5 separate regions of the Homo sapiens genome follow, and all the other regions are linked to region 1. A link is a contact called in ENCODE Hi-C or POLR2A ChIA-PET data. All regions are on one chromosome and are shown on one strand. Each heading gives the region's core, a stretch centred on a gene start or an enhancer-like site at or near the end of the contact. The rest is flanking DNA. Distances are from core to core; before and after follow the strand shown.

Region 1 (2,700 bases), core at 91-2,590:
ACAGAGGCCGACGCGTCCCCCGCCCGCCTGAGCGCGCCGCAACAGCCACCTCGTCCCACCCGCCCCGGGGCGGGGCCGGGGGCGCGGCGCCGGGGCCCTCTGGCCCCCTCCGGTCTCGCCGGCCCCGCCCCCTCCCTGTCCCCGTCCCCGAGGGGCTGAGGGGGAGGGAGGGGCGACGCACTCCGGCCGCGTTGCACGCTCGCCGCTTCCCTCAGTCCCGCGTGCGCGCGCGCGCTCGCCCCAAGTCCCGCGGAGTTTAACACAATGCCGACGCCTACGCCGTGCGCAACGCCCCGGCCGGCGCAACAGCCCCGGCGCCGGGGGCGGGGGTGGCCCAGACAGGGAGAGAGGGAGAGGGATGAGCGCGCGCGAGAGCCGGAGACAGCGCGAGACCCGAGGAGGCCGGAAGCGCGCGTGCGCGCCCCCGCCCGCGAGCGGGAGGCGGAGCCGCAGCAGTAGCGGCAGCAGCTGTAGGAGCCGCTGCAGCTGGGAGAAGCGCCAGAGAGGCCGGGCCTGCTCCGGTCGGACCGGATCCCTCCCCTCCCCCTCCCTCCTCCCTCCCCTCCCCCAAACCCACTTCCGCAGCTCGCGGCCTTGCCGCCGAAGCAGCAGCGGCGGCAGCAGCAGGAGGCGGCGGCGAGGCGTCGGAAGGATTACGCACCTGACGGGCCCGCCTCTGAGGGCTCCAGCGCGGGACGCTCACCGGCCGCCGCCGCCCAGGGCGCACTTCGCGGTGGCGGCGGGAAGGGAGGGACCGGCCACGGGGAACCGAACGCGAATCGCCCCCCTCCCCTTCCTCCCTCCCACCCTCCCTCCGATCCGCCGCCCGCCCTCTCGGCTTCCGTCCCCTCCCCCTCCCACAAAACCCCGGATGGAGGCGCCGCCGACTCGCCGCCGCCTGGCTCCGGGGGATGGTTTTGTCAAGCGGCCAGAGCCCCGGCGCCAGGCGCAGCCGCCGCCGCCCCCGCGAGGCGCCCCTGCCCTCGCTTCCCAGAACCGGGTCCCCGAGTGGCCCGGGCCTTCCGCCTGCCTGCACCCGTAGCCCTGGTACGAGGGTCATTCGTCGTCTTTGTTGCCACCGCCTCTGCCGGAACCGTTTGCGAGCTCCGGTGGCCCCCGCCCCCCCACCGCCTTCCCGGACCCTGGGCTGGGGGTGGCACGTGGGCACCGGCCCCGGGAGGCGGAGGCGGTGCGCGCTTACCTGTCGCCGGTGCTGCTGCGGCGGGGGGTGTGGAGGAGGCGCCTCTGGGCAGCCTCGGCCGTGCTGTCCTCCCCGCCGCCGCCGCCTCTGCCTCTCGCTGCTGCTGCTGCTGCTGCCGCCGCGGTCGGTGTCTCCGGCGCGGCGGCGGCGGCGGCGGCGGGGCTTTTCCTGTCCGGTTACGTTAAGGTCACATGACCGAGAGAGCGGAGAGACTAGTGCAAAGAGGCTGCGAGCGGCTCCCGCCGGGGGGGAGAGGCGGCGAGAGAGCAGTGGCGGCAAGAGCCCCCTCCGCCCCCCCCCCAGCCGCTCCCCTCCCCCCGCCCGCCTCCGCCTCCTGCTGCTCTGCCGCCGCCGCCGCCGCCTGCAGCACTCCACTGCCGCTCCCACCCAGGCTCCGCGCTCTGCTCCAGCCAAACTTCTGCAGACCATGTGCAGCCGAGGCGAGGAAACTTCTCTCCACCTATTGGGGCTGGAGGCCTGAGTCACAAGCCCCTTGTTTACATAAAGTGTTTAGGTAGCACAAGTCCTTGAGATGCTCGGGGTAGAGATGGAGAGCCACTGCTCGTATCCTTCTGCCGGCTTCTGCTTGAGATCTCTTGGCCTTTACCCTTGTCCCTTGACTTTTCGTGTTTGTTTTAATCTTTAAGACTTGAAATGGAGTGGCCTTTAGAACCGGGGAGATACTGTAAACCAGCAGTATCTTTGTGTCACCAATGGTAACTGAAAGTCATGCTGAAGTACAGATTCCTGTAGCGTGCACAGAGGCAGAGGTGCTTCCTTTACCTTGCAGATGAGTTGAGCGGCGTAAGATGTTTCTGTTAGGGTTGAATTTCATGGTTATTTCAGCAACGATTTTCGTTTTTGAAGTTTTGGCCCCCCCAAAAATGAAAGTCTGCAACGCATGTTTGTTAAGAGAACAGTTTATTCTCCTGTTAGGTTTTGGTCTTTGAGGTATGGATTCCAGAGTTGGCTATTCTGTTAGATTTAGAGGTGTGGAAAATCTTTTAACGGGGAGATCCTGAAACACGGAAACATGGCAGGGAAGTTAGAATTTCCTGATGGTCATTTTTAACATTTTAAAGTTTACTTTTTGGTTGTTGCCATTTTTCTAGAATCCGTGTCTTTTTTGGGGAAATACAGTCCTTTGAGGACTAGAATTTAATGATTTCTTTACACATCTAGGATTTTTTGAGATTTAGAAAGGATATGGCTTTATTCCTAAGGAAGTGGAGGCAGCAGTTTCTAGGATACTCTGGTTTCAAGGCATGCTAACTTGGTTGTGATGTCTAACCCATTTTGGTTTACACAGTCTGACCACTAGCACAATGCCTGGCACATAGTTTACAAATCATTTAAGGCAAGCTTACCATCTTAAGACAATTTAATACATAGAAGTGTCCCTCCTAAAAATCTGAGTTTGATTTAGAAATCCAGTTATACCTGCAGGTACTGATGACTAATTCCTTCTTTGAAGACAAAATAAGCAGCTGTGTAGCTTC
Region 2 (2,700 bases), core at 139-2,638, 5.6 Mb after region 1:
CCTGAAGGTTCTGTTTTAGGCTCTATCGTCCTTTGTGATGCCTTTTTATGATAAAACTCAGTCATCCACGCTCACTCAACTGTCATCTAATTGCCTGCGAATCCATGTTCTTTAGTCTCCTGCAACTTGTGCCATGACCTGTATTTCCTGCTGCCAGCGGGTCACCTCCGCGGATATACCACAAGCATGTCAAATTGCCGAGGACACAACCATGCCATTCATTCTTCCCACCAAGCCAAAAGAAAATCTGGGTGTATCTGGACGACTCCTGTCTTCCCCTTCATATGCAGCCATTATGTTTCTAGAGCTAGAACCATCTGAAAATCTTAAGTCCTTTAGGGTTTTTTCGCCCCCTGCCTTTCTCTTTTAGCAAAGATAAATAAAAAGTGAAACAAATTGGCACAACTTGGAGGATGAAGAAGTAGCAAAAGACAAAGCTGTTAGAGGGATAGGAGAAAGTCATTTCAGGAAGGAGGGAATAGACATAACAAGCAAATTTGCCGTTCAGGAAATGTTTTATTTAAGAAAATTAATAATATTTAGAAAATAAATTGGATGGAAATAAATTTTTAACATTCCTTCTCTGATGAAGAACTGACCTAAAATGTAGTTAGTTCTTTATTCTTGCTTTTTAACCTTGTAGATAACATCATGTTAGTCATTTACCCCCATACAAGTTGAGCACTCTGTAAGGGATGTAATTTAAACATGTCTCAAAACCAAAAACCAGTCCATGGGCAGATCTTTTTATTGCGATAATATATAACTACATAACTGTAAATTGGAACCTAAAAATATATATTTAATATGAAATTAATTTTTTTTAATTAACCCAAACTTTAACTTTTTTATAAGGGGTTGTGTTTGAATGCTTTAGCCACTAGGCATGTGTTTTTCTTTCTGATGCTGTTGGAGCTATAAATAGTAGGTAGAACTGAATGAGATGGCATCACATAAACAACAGCCTAGCTTGGTCATTTCTCCTACTCAGATCGCGAGTCAAAATATTAAACAGTGGTGGTTTCAAACTATATGTAATTTCCTCAAAATTATGCTTCTCTAATATTTTTTCCATCGCTTTTTCCTCACCAAAGATTTGTTACCTCTCCCCTTATATAACTCTTGGTCATAACTCAATAAATTATTTTTTTAAGGAGTGGTACGTGAGTTTATGCTGTACGTGGTTTCTTTGGCTGATCTACTTGAGTCCTTAATTTTCTTACAAAAAGTAACCTGGAACTTATGGCTAGAAACGATACATTCTTACAATATTAATGGCCGAAGGAACGTTACTTCTTTGCAGAATTCGATAAAGAAATGAGAAATTCGGGGACCCGGAAACTTTTAGCGCTTGCCCTGAACAGCGGCCCGGAATCTCCCGCCCACCCGTCCCTGCCCGGATGCCTGCGCGGCGGCGGCGTCCTTCCCTCCTCGGCTGCGCTTTTACTCTTGGTCAGGGCCCGCTTGAGAGAGGGGGATTTTAGAGAGAGGGTGTGAAGGACGCAGGACCGCTTTCAGGCCGCCAGCTCTCAGGCCTCGCTTTCCGGTCCTCACTGCGCGTCCACACCTCGCCTTGGTTTCTTTTGTTTTATTCAAGCCCCGGCCCCGCGGTACAGCGGGGAGACTCGCCCGCGCCCACGGAAGAAGCCGAGCTCCTCCGAAGGGAGAACCAGTGATTCCACGGACCCCGGAATCCCCCGGGAGTGGGACCACCAGGCAGCGGGCGGAATTAACCCTGCCGCGGAGGCGCTGGGCGAGGATGAGGGCGGCGAGCGCGGAGGGGACCGAGTCACACAGCAGCCCGGCGGCCTCTGCCGGCAGGCCCCGCTCGCTCCTTTCGGCCCGACCCGGGCGGGGGTTCCGGTGCCGCCCTCCCTACCCCGCACGTAGGCTCGTGGGGGCGGGGACAGGGGGACGAAAACAACCGCGTCCTCAGCCTGACTGAACAGGCTCGGACTCCTCCGACGGCGCCGCGCCGCGCACAGATGAGCCTTTGTGGGACCCCGCGGAAGGAGGCGCCGGCCGCAGCCACATTCCTTTCCGGGCAAGCGCGGCCGCCGCCTGCAGGCACCGTCCGCCCCGCGCGCCCGCAGGCTCCTCCTGGAGGCGGGAGGCGGCGGCCGCTCGCACAGCGTGTTTTCTAAAGTTTCTGCTGACACAGCTTCGCGTACACATGAGCCGGCGCGGCCAGACTCACGCAGGCACCGAGTGTTTCCCCTGCGCCGTCTCGCGCCGCCGCCCCGCTACCTCGCCGCGCGCCCCTAACCTCTGCGTCCCGCGTGGCGCGCCCAGCGCTTAAGGTTTTATTTTTCCCCTACTTCCTTTGGTGCATCTCTTTCCCCCTCTCAAAACCACCACCCAAACTTAAAGGCTGGATGAGTTGGAACCCGTTCGCGTAATTAAAACGAGTGGCTGACGGTGGAAAAGCCAGGAACTACAGACGAAGGACGCCAGCAGGGCCGCGGAGCCCAGGCCGCCAAGAACAGGGCGGGGAGGCGGGGCGGGGCCGCGGAAGGGGGCGAGGTGGAGGGGCGGGGCCGGCGGGAGGTGGGCGGGGCGAGGCTGGCAGGCCGCCGCCATTGGCTGTTACCCGACGCACCGAGGCTGGGCGGCTTAGCCAGGCACTTGGATTCTATTTGTGTAATAGCTGCTTCTTGGAGCCAAGTGCATGCTCATCAACCTTCCTTGCTGGGAAAACCA
Region 3 (2,700 bases), core at 161-2,660, 5.3 Mb after region 1:
CAAGATTCTCTCACAGCACATCAGGTCTCTATTAAAATTAATTATGATCAGACTCTATCCATCCATCACTTAGGGAGAAAAGATGACAGAGGTGTCCCTCCAAAGTCATCCTGGCCACTCCTGGAGGTGGAAGATTGCTCTGGGGCCCAATGTGACGTGTCTTCACTCTAATCATCAAATATTTTTAAATATTACTCAATAATCTCTAAGAAACTACAAAAAGGGAGGTCATCAATGTGAGTTCTGCCCCCAAAATCACTTAAAGTCCAAACTTGGCAGAGAAGAGAGGCCCCATCACTCTGCACCTGTTCCCTAGCCAGTTCTCACGGCCCAGGGCAATTTCCCCTTTCACTTCCCCTCAAGGGGAATGTACCGCCAAGCACTCCTACCTGGTTTGACATCCCATGTTCATGGCTGGATAATGACAGAGCCCTTCATGAATTCTATGGCATGCAGTATCTTCTGCTCTGCCATGTTCAGGGAGGAGAGAATACACATGCACAGCTGAAATCCCCTAGACAGTTACCATGTATCTATCTCCGTTCAGTGAAACAAGCCTGCAGAATGCTGTGAGCATTCTTTGTTCTTCTTCCTTTTTTGCAGATGTAAGAAAACCTAAGAAAGGGAAGCCATGTCCCTACCAGTAGGAACGCTTTCAAAGGAAGGGAAGGATGTGACAGCTGGGTGCCAGGCATGGTCCTAGAGAAACTGACATCCATTTTGTACTTTAATCCACATCAGGACACTTCAAGGTAGCTGATATTGTCTTCAATTTGCAGATGAGGAAAGAGATTAAAGAAATTAAGTGATATACGTTGGGTCATGTGGATGATAAATCATACACCAGGATTTGAAGTAAGCTTCCTCTGATTCCAGAATGTCTTCTAAGAATCTGCTACACTGCAACGTGCCTTTGGGCTGGTTAGTTACTCCCTTGAGTCCAAGCTTGGTTATCTTCCTTAATAGCTCCCTCTCTGCCCTGGATCCTATTTTTAAAAAACAACAGCTATAAAAAGTTACCCTACCAGATTAAAAAAGTCACCAATCTACAACAATTAAAACAGAACGGTGAGCAGTAAAACAGCAGTTCAAATATAAACTCAGGTGTGTGATAAAAGGAGCATTTCAGATCAATGGAGGACAAGAAGATTGTTCTATAAATGGTATTGGAAAACCTGGTTAGTGAAACAATTAGTAGATGCCCAATAAGTGTTTGTAATTTGTTTTACTGTAAAATTAAATGAGATAACACATGTTCTCCAGCTTCCGCAGTGACTGCTAAGAAAAGAGAGTCAGTGTAACTTTTTGAGGTCTGGACTTCCTAAGTCTCTCATCTAGATAGCACCCAGACCTTCATTCCTTAAAAAAATCTCCTACAATACTTTCAAATTTACAAAGTGCTTTCACTACCCCATTAGTGCAGGGCAGGTGTTCTTATTCTCACTTTCTATATATGGACACTGAGACTCAAGAGAGGTTACAATCGCAGCTGGCGTGGCCGTGTGAAACTTAAAGACGGCTTCCTGGTTCCTCGTGCCATGGTCTTAACACTAAACTCTCTATATATAGTCTCTCCCCACCCCCACCCTCATGTTCACACCACAAAATTTAACAATGGAAAACAAATAACATCAATACTTTACCAAGAGCACAGTAACTAGGTTAATTTCTATGTAATCCCAATCAGTCTTTGCCCATAGCACACATTTTACAACATTATCGTCATAGTTTAATTACAATTTAGTGGCCCATTTTCCCACTTAACAATGCTGTTTACAGTTTTGTAGCAAATGACTGATGTGCATCTTTCCTGTCTCTTGCACACTTCTCTTCTTTAAAGTCATCCATGTAAATCTCCATCTCTAATCCAATTGCTCTTAAATGAATTTCGTTCACTTGAGTGACTGCATTCAGTTGTGTTCCCCTTTACAGGCAGTCATTTATCGCTCTTCCCCCAGCAAGAAGTCCTGTTTCTTTTCCCAATCCATAGGTGACTTTAAATGTTGTTTGGTTTCCTGGGCTTTCAGGATTTCTCTCCTGCAGGTGAACCGCCAGGAGCTCTTCTTCTGCAGGTTCCTGCCTAGGTGTGAGCAGCATAAGGAACTGTCTCTTGCCTTCTTGGAGTTTATGACTATGGCACTCCTGTTAAGGAATCACTCCTCACTCCTTTTTTAACCTGTGGCTTTCCAATTTCACTTCCCCAGGCCAGTCATCACTAAAACCATGACTCACCCCCATGGTTTCCTCTCTGGCAAGGGAGAAATTTCAAACCTGAACATTTTCATCACCGTTATGTATACAGTATGATTCACGGAGACTCTATTAGCGTATTAAGTAAGTCATTATTTTCAATCGTCTACACTGTATGTTAAAAAACAGAGGCATTTTACTGCATACTTAATGTTCTATTCCCCCCATTTAGTAGATGGAAATGGCCTCATAGAAACATATCTGACTCAACCAGTCTCTGTTTGGAAACAATATAGAAAGAGACACAGAAAAGATACATTTTTTGGTCAGTGCCTGTCTTAAATGCTCCATAAGGTCAAGTTCAGTCAACTTGAAATAAGGAGTTATGGGGTCTTAACAAAGTAGCGCTCAAATAGTCTGTCAATAAATATCTATTGAATGTCAGCACCCAACTCTGTAGAAATGGCTGAAGGGAAATGCTGCTAAAAGCCACCTTGTCTGACAAACACA
Region 4 (2,700 bases), core at 51-2,550, 5.4 Mb before region 1:
CATCTCTCAAAAGTAAACTATTTTATTCTCAATTGCCAGCTTACTGGTTAACTGGTCCTTTAAAGCTCTAGAAAGTGCAGGTTATCGAGCACAGACATAATCATTACAATACTGCTCAGGACTGCTCTGTCTCCAGCATGTTTACTAATCATAAACTAAATAGTCTTTTTTGTGACAGTAGAGATATCATGGATCGTTTCTATTCAAGAGTTTCATCATTCCTACTAATGCCCACTGGAATAATTTAAAGTAACAGTAATAACTTTATCTTATTTTGTTCAGAAAAAGCCCCAAGTTCCTTAAGTTCCTTAAGTACAAGTTGGAAGGCATCAAACATCTCGGATTTCTACCTCGTGCTAATGTCAAACTACTTGGAAAAAGGGCACAAGCTTCCTGGTCATTATTTAACTGATCATTATACAGTGACTATTAATCATCAAATAACACCCTATCTTCGTTCATAAACATAGCAACTACCAGTCAAACTGTACAATGTCAAAGAGTGGTTCTGAATTCGAATGTAATTAATCTGGCTCCAAAGGTAACGGAGAACTTTGAGTGGGACTGAGAAACCTCTGCCTCCCCTTTTACTAATACAATGCCGCGCACAAAGAAGGGAGGCGGCGACCCAGTTCCAGCCTCCGGGGGTAGATCTGCGGCGCACGGTACCCACTCAGTTATCTTCCGAAAGACCCACAAGCGGCTCCCGGAGTCTGAGCGGGGCTGTCAGCGCCGGATCGCTCCCAGCAGGCCGAGCAAACAAGCGACCGCGAGGCCAAGGAGCGTGACGACGGACTCCCGGATCCTAGTGTGTTGGACGCTCGAGACAAACACCGCAGGCCCCAGTGCATGAGGAGAAGCACAGCCTCCTTTCCCACGACCCCACTTTATCCCCGGAGGGACGTGGTGGTCCGAAGTTCGCTAGTCCGGGATCGGGAAGAGGTGGGGAAGACTCGCGCAGCGGCTCCCTCTCAGCCCTTGAGCTTCCCGGGCTCCAGGACAACCAGCGTCCTCCCTCCCTGGTCCCGGAGGCCAAAGACCACCTCCCTCCCTCCCTCCCGACCTCTGACCCCTGACCTTCCATCACCCAAGCGCCTACCCAAGCTGGTTCTCCGAGCCTCTTGAGTCTGTTTGCACCAGGCCTGCGCTCCTCTACAGACCCAGCAGATCACGGGCACGCATTCGCCACCCACCGAACATGGGCTTGAGGTGGGCACGAGCGCTTTTTGCCGGAACGTGTAGGGGTCCCCCGGGAGACCCAGAAACCACAGCGCCTAGCTGCCGGGCGCGCGCTGTAGCGTGGGGTCAAGGCGAACGCGCTCGTCAGAGCACCCCGCCCCCTTTCTCCTGCGCTGGCTTCATGAGTCTCTTCTGCGCAAGTTCACACTGTTAAAAACTTGCTGAGGATACAGTGGAGTCTCGCGATAGCTCTGCCCCACGCCATTAGAGAACACAGGATGGCCGAATGCCCGAAGTAGGGGGCGGGGCTCCCCTTGAAGCGAAGGGCGTGTGTGATTTGTATCTCTAATAAAAAGGCAGGGGCCAGGAGCGGTGGCTCACGCCTGTAATCCCACCACTTTGGGAGGCCGAGGCGGGCGGATTTCCTGAGGTCAGGAGTTGGAGAACAGCCTGGCCAAGATAGCGAAACCCCGTCTCTACTAAAAATACAAAAATTAGCCGGGCGTTGTGGTGCGCGCCTGTAGTACCCGCCTGTAGTCCCAGCTGCTCGGGAGGCTGAAGCAGGAGAATGCTTGAACCTGCGAGGCAGAGATTGAGTAAGCCGACATCTCCCCACTGGGTGATAGAATGAGACTCCGTCTCACAAAAGAAAAGCAGAAAAGAATTCTGCAAAAGCATCTATTTTACTGCTATAAAGCAGCCACTAAGTAGGTACGAATAAAGCTTCTCCCCCTCAAAAACAGACTTTAAAGGGAAATGTGAATAAATATTCAAAGATGAGAGAAACTATTAAATACATGTGTTGCGCTGAAGCTGGCCTTCCACTATTGGTCTTTTTTCCTCTCACCTCTTCCTCATAGAAGTGACCTTAATGTTGGAATAACTCTGAGAGGCTTCAGGGTCAGGAGCCTGTGAAATAACCCTCAGGAAACACTGGGGACTCAGTACTTAGTTAGTGAGTACCTAATAGCAGCTTTTCTGCTGTGGAGGCCTTTTGGGTTGTGTGACCACAGAAGCACTTGAACTAAGTTCTTGTCCAAGTGAATATCGGTTGTAGTTGTGTTAGACAGTCCAGGGTAGTCCATATTTTACTTAGTATATTCCTTTATCACAGATACGAAGCTGTTTCCATAAGCAAATCCCCGCCTCCTTTTATTTTGCTTCCCTTTATTGTACTTTGCAGATAATATGTTTTCCTATAAATTGAAGTTTTTTGGCAACCTTACTCAAGCAAGTCTGTCAGCATCATTTTTCAAGCAGCATGTGTTCACTTGCTGTTCATCTGTTATGGTGATCTATGATTAGTTATCTTTGATGTTACTATTGTAGTTTTTTGGGAGCATTACAAACTCTGCTCATAGAAGATGCTAAACTTAATAAATGTTGTGTGTGTTCTGAAAGCTTCACTATTGGCGCCTGTCTCTCTTCCTCTCTTCAGGCCTCCCTATTCTTTGAGACACAACAATATTGAAATTAGGCCAATTAATAACCCTACAATGGACTATTAAGTGTTCAAGTAAA
Region 5 (2,740 bases), core at 48-2,547, 5.6 Mb before region 1:
GAAAAATCCTAAAGGTTTATTTTATGCTACTCTTTTCCTTTTGCCATGTCAACAATTGGACTGCTTTGGAAAACCTTAGTATGAGCAAATGCAAAACCTGTTAATATAATTTCCATAGGTCTCTAAAGAACAAACAGTATTGAAATTTAGCAAATGGAAATTAAAATTTAAAAAGTTTGGGATTTTGTATTAAAAGATTTTAAATTAATCTACACCGATATCAGAATGCCCATAAATAACTTCATCTTGGATCAGAGTCAACGAAGTAATCATGGAATAAAAGGTCAATTCGTTCCCAAGCATCTTTTATCTGGGACTTACAACAGGGCTCAATAAGAAAAACAAGAGAAAGGGAGAGGGAAATGGAGTACTAGGACATTGGTAAACACATACTGTTTTGCCTCTTTGCCTCTATACTCCCAAATATACCCGTTAAAAACATACTGGCAGATTACTTTGAATTCAGCACGCGCTCTATAAACCCCTTCCAAGCAAAGGAGTTCCAAGGCGCAGGTCTTGGAACAACACAAATAACCTCAGGTCTGCAAAATAAGGAAGTTCCCCTTTAATAAGGACCGAGGCTAAGGCTAAGATCCTCTCACTTCCATGAATGGCAAAGTTACCAACTTTGCTCATCCCGTGCAGACAGTGGATGATGCCTCCCCAGTCTTACTTTAAGCCATTTGTCCCCAAATAACCCAAGTTTCTAAAAACCAGACGGAACGAGAAGCTTAGGGTTCCCTAAGTTTAACTCCTCCTTCGTCCCTTCCCAATACAAAGACACACAAACTGGGGGGGACACGGAGGTCGGTGCCCTCGAGGCTTAAGTCGCCATTTGCTGACCTCAACGGCTGGCCCGGCATGCGGCCCGGCGAGGACACGAGCGCGGCGGACGCCCTCTCAGGGCGCCCGGACGGCCGACCCGGGACGCGCATGGACCGGGGTCAGCCGCCTTTCCTCTGCTCCAGGCCGGGCCCGTCAACCCCACGGCCGCCAGCGCCAGCGCCTCGGTCCCGGCCGCGGCCTCAAACTGCCCGGCCGCTGCCTTCGTCCCCGCCGCAGCGCGGACGGCGCCGGCCTCCCCTGCGGGCCTCCCGTCACTCACCGGCCGGCGCGGCCGAACCGCGGCCCAGGCCCTAGCTGCCCTGGACGCCGTGCCCAGCTGCTCCGCTCTGTCCCGGCGACGCTCCGTACCCCACACAGCCGTCCGAACCGCCTCCTCCGCCCCTCTTCCCCAGCCGGGCCGCCGCCTTTTCTCTTCTCCCGGCCTGCTCCAGAGGCAGCCACCCTCCTCGCGCGCCCCGCCCCGCTGCGCCCCGCCCACCCGGCCCGGCTTCTGCCGACAGCTGGGCGGGGACGCGCACGCAGTCCCGGCGGGGACGCGCACGCCGCCCTCTGACCCCGCAGCGTCGTGGCTAGAGTAGGGTCTGGAGAGAGCTCCCACTGTGGCGAGTCCTGTCGTTGGATTCCCGCGGCGCCCCGTAAGGCTCCGCCCCGGCGGTGCTACCAAACCCTGTTCGATTTTAGAATCGTACATTCCCAGAGGGAATCCTAGACCCCTCATTTTACAGTTGAGGAAACAGGCCCAAGTAGCATGACTTGTTCGCGCCGCTAGTCGAAGGAGCAGCAGCCCCGATCCCTTGACTCTGGGGCACTGCTTTCCCTTTAGCTCATTTTTGGAGGAAATGGGTGCGCCCTTGCTCGACCTTTGGTGATTGCCGCCACAGGCCTTCCCGCCGGCTAACTCAGCGTGCCCAAGTCCCGTGACTTAGTGCCAGGACGGTGCTGTGACCCGTTATCCCCTGTCGGGTTTTACCTCCCCCCGGGAGAGCTCAGCCCTGGATCCCGGCGGGCGGCGGAGCCTCTCTGGAGCCCGGACGGGACAGCCCACCAGGGTCTGCTTCTGTGAGGGGCCGAGGCGTCATTCCGCGAAGGTAATTAGCTGGGGAGGGGACTTGAAGCCGCTTTTGCAGTGTACCTTACATATGACTGGGGAGTAAAGAAATCCCACAGGGCTGTATCAAAGAATGGATGGATGTCCACGCCCCCGCTACCACCACCAAGCCTTGGTCTACGGCCGAGGGACAGTGATTCCGAGCTCTGGGTGTTGGGAGCCGCTCACCCGCCCCCACCCCTCTGTCGGGGACTCCTGCCCACCCCGTCGCAAGAGAATTACAACAAAGGAAAGATGGTTGTAATCCTGGCAGTGGGGATGGGGGCAGAGCCAGGAAAACACTGTTGTCATCCTTTTTGTGGCTGCATCTTTACCCCTTGCTGTTGTGCTTTGGGAAAGAGAGCTCACACATAATTTGCTATCCTACAGAGAAAGCCTGTGGGTTTTTCAGATCCGTAAATTAAACAAAACAAAACAAAAACTGAGTTAGGAACTTAGATTACAGAGTAAAGGTTGATTCCTTAAATGATTAACTTTTTGAAAAATTATCTGTTCCCCTTATTTTGCCTGATTTGGCTGTAGACAGGCTCTGGTCCTCGGTTCAGACCTTGAGAGCCACTGTCCAGAGAGCTACATGGTCAGGATGGGGAAACAGGCAGGATGGCCCAGTGGGAGAGGATGTAGGTGCTGCTACACTATAGCCCCGCTCAATGCTCACTGTCCTGGATTGAGTCACAGACCTTTGTTTTGCTTTAGCTGTCCTCTTATAAAGGATCTAAAATAGATTATCTCTAGAGCCCTTTCCAGCTTTAAAATTCTGTGAATCTCTAATTATACTTATTGAGA

Evidence for each region. A loop is a pair of places that touch in the nucleus more often than their neighbours do. ChIA-PET counts read pairs that join two places held with the same protein, here RNA polymerase II (POLR2A). Pooled maps may share reads with other maps.
Region 2: a map of CD8-positive, alpha-beta T cell shows a loop between it and region 1 (7-fold over the local background). The contact joins the enhancer-like site here to the promoter of ZBTB2 in region 1. A Hi-C loop is called at or near these places in 1 of 168 maps with a recorded cell type or tissue (CD8-positive, alpha-beta T cell) and 8 of 50 pooled maps. POLR2A ChIA-PET finds 5 or more read pairs at or near these places in 1 of 52 experiments (T-cell).
Region 3: a loop to region 1 is called in a map with no recorded cell type, with 6 times the contacts of the local background. The contact joins the enhancer-like site here to the promoter of ZBTB2 in region 1. A Hi-C loop is called at or near these places in 2 of 37 single-sample maps with no recorded cell type and 7 of 50 pooled maps.
Region 4: a pooled map shows a loop between it and region 1 (19-fold over the local background). The contact joins the promoter of SHPRH here to the promoter of ZBTB2 in region 1. A Hi-C loop is called at or near these places in 11 of 50 pooled maps.
Region 5: a pooled map shows a loop between it and region 1 (13-fold over the local background). The contact joins the promoter of FBXO30 here to the promoter of ZBTB2 in region 1. A Hi-C loop is called at or near these places in 9 of 50 pooled maps. POLR2A ChIA-PET finds 5 or more read pairs at or near these places in 2 of 52 experiments (CD4-positive, alpha-beta memory T cell and T-cell).

Annotation. Positions count from the first base shown.
Region 1 is chr6:151,390,219-151,392,918 of GRCh38, forward strand. ZBTB2 (zinc finger and BTB domain containing 2) reads right to left here and starts at 1,341. Exons shown (of 3, transcript NM_020861.3): 1 at 1,202-1,341. It overlaps LOC124901232 (translation initiation factor IF-2-like), which reads left to right. Exons shown (of 3, transcript XM_047419613.1): 2 at 1-254; 3 at 487-2,700. The coding sequence ends at 1,386. RefSeq lists silencers at 1-832, 913-1,302, 1,313-1,372 and an enhancer at 1,354-2,226.
Region 2 is chr6:157,019,648-157,022,347 of GRCh38, forward strand. All of the region lies in intron 4 of ARID1B (AT-rich interaction domain 1B), which reads left to right. Among named protein-coding and RNA genes, the nearest start is that of MIR4466, 240 kb to the left of the region's middle. RefSeq lists silencers at 1,719-2,238, 2,539-2,628. Within about 2 kb of position 1,389, at least 40 of the 41 ENCODE cell types and tissues checked have a DNase peak (open chromatin) inside an H3K27ac peak, as active enhancers do; they include CD8-positive, alpha-beta T cell, where a contact is called at or near this core.
Region 3 is chr6:156,697,006-156,699,705 of GRCh38, forward strand. No RefSeq gene overlaps it. Among named protein-coding and RNA genes, the nearest start is that of ARID1B, 79 kb to the right of the region's middle. RefSeq lists enhancers at 57-106, 1,847-2,086. Within about 2 kb of position 1,411, at least 6 of the 41 ENCODE cell types and tissues checked have a DNase peak (open chromatin) inside an H3K27ac peak, as active enhancers do.
Region 4 is chr6:145,963,058-145,965,757 of GRCh38, forward strand. It overlaps SHPRH (SNF2 histone linker PHD RING helicase), which reads right to left and starts at 1,301. Exons shown (of 30, transcript NM_001042683.3): 1 at 674-1,301. RefSeq lists enhancers at 818-947, 1,058-1,277, 1,189-2,176, 1,728-1,777.
Region 5 is chr6:145,813,498-145,816,237 of GRCh38, forward strand. It overlaps FBXO30 (F-box protein 30), which reads right to left and starts at 1,298. Exons shown (of 3, transcript NM_032145.5): 1 at 1,106-1,298. The region is part of intron 1 of EPM2A-DT (EPM2A divergent transcript); the gene reads left to right. RefSeq lists enhancers at 707-1,261, 2,319-2,388 and a silencer at 939-1,478.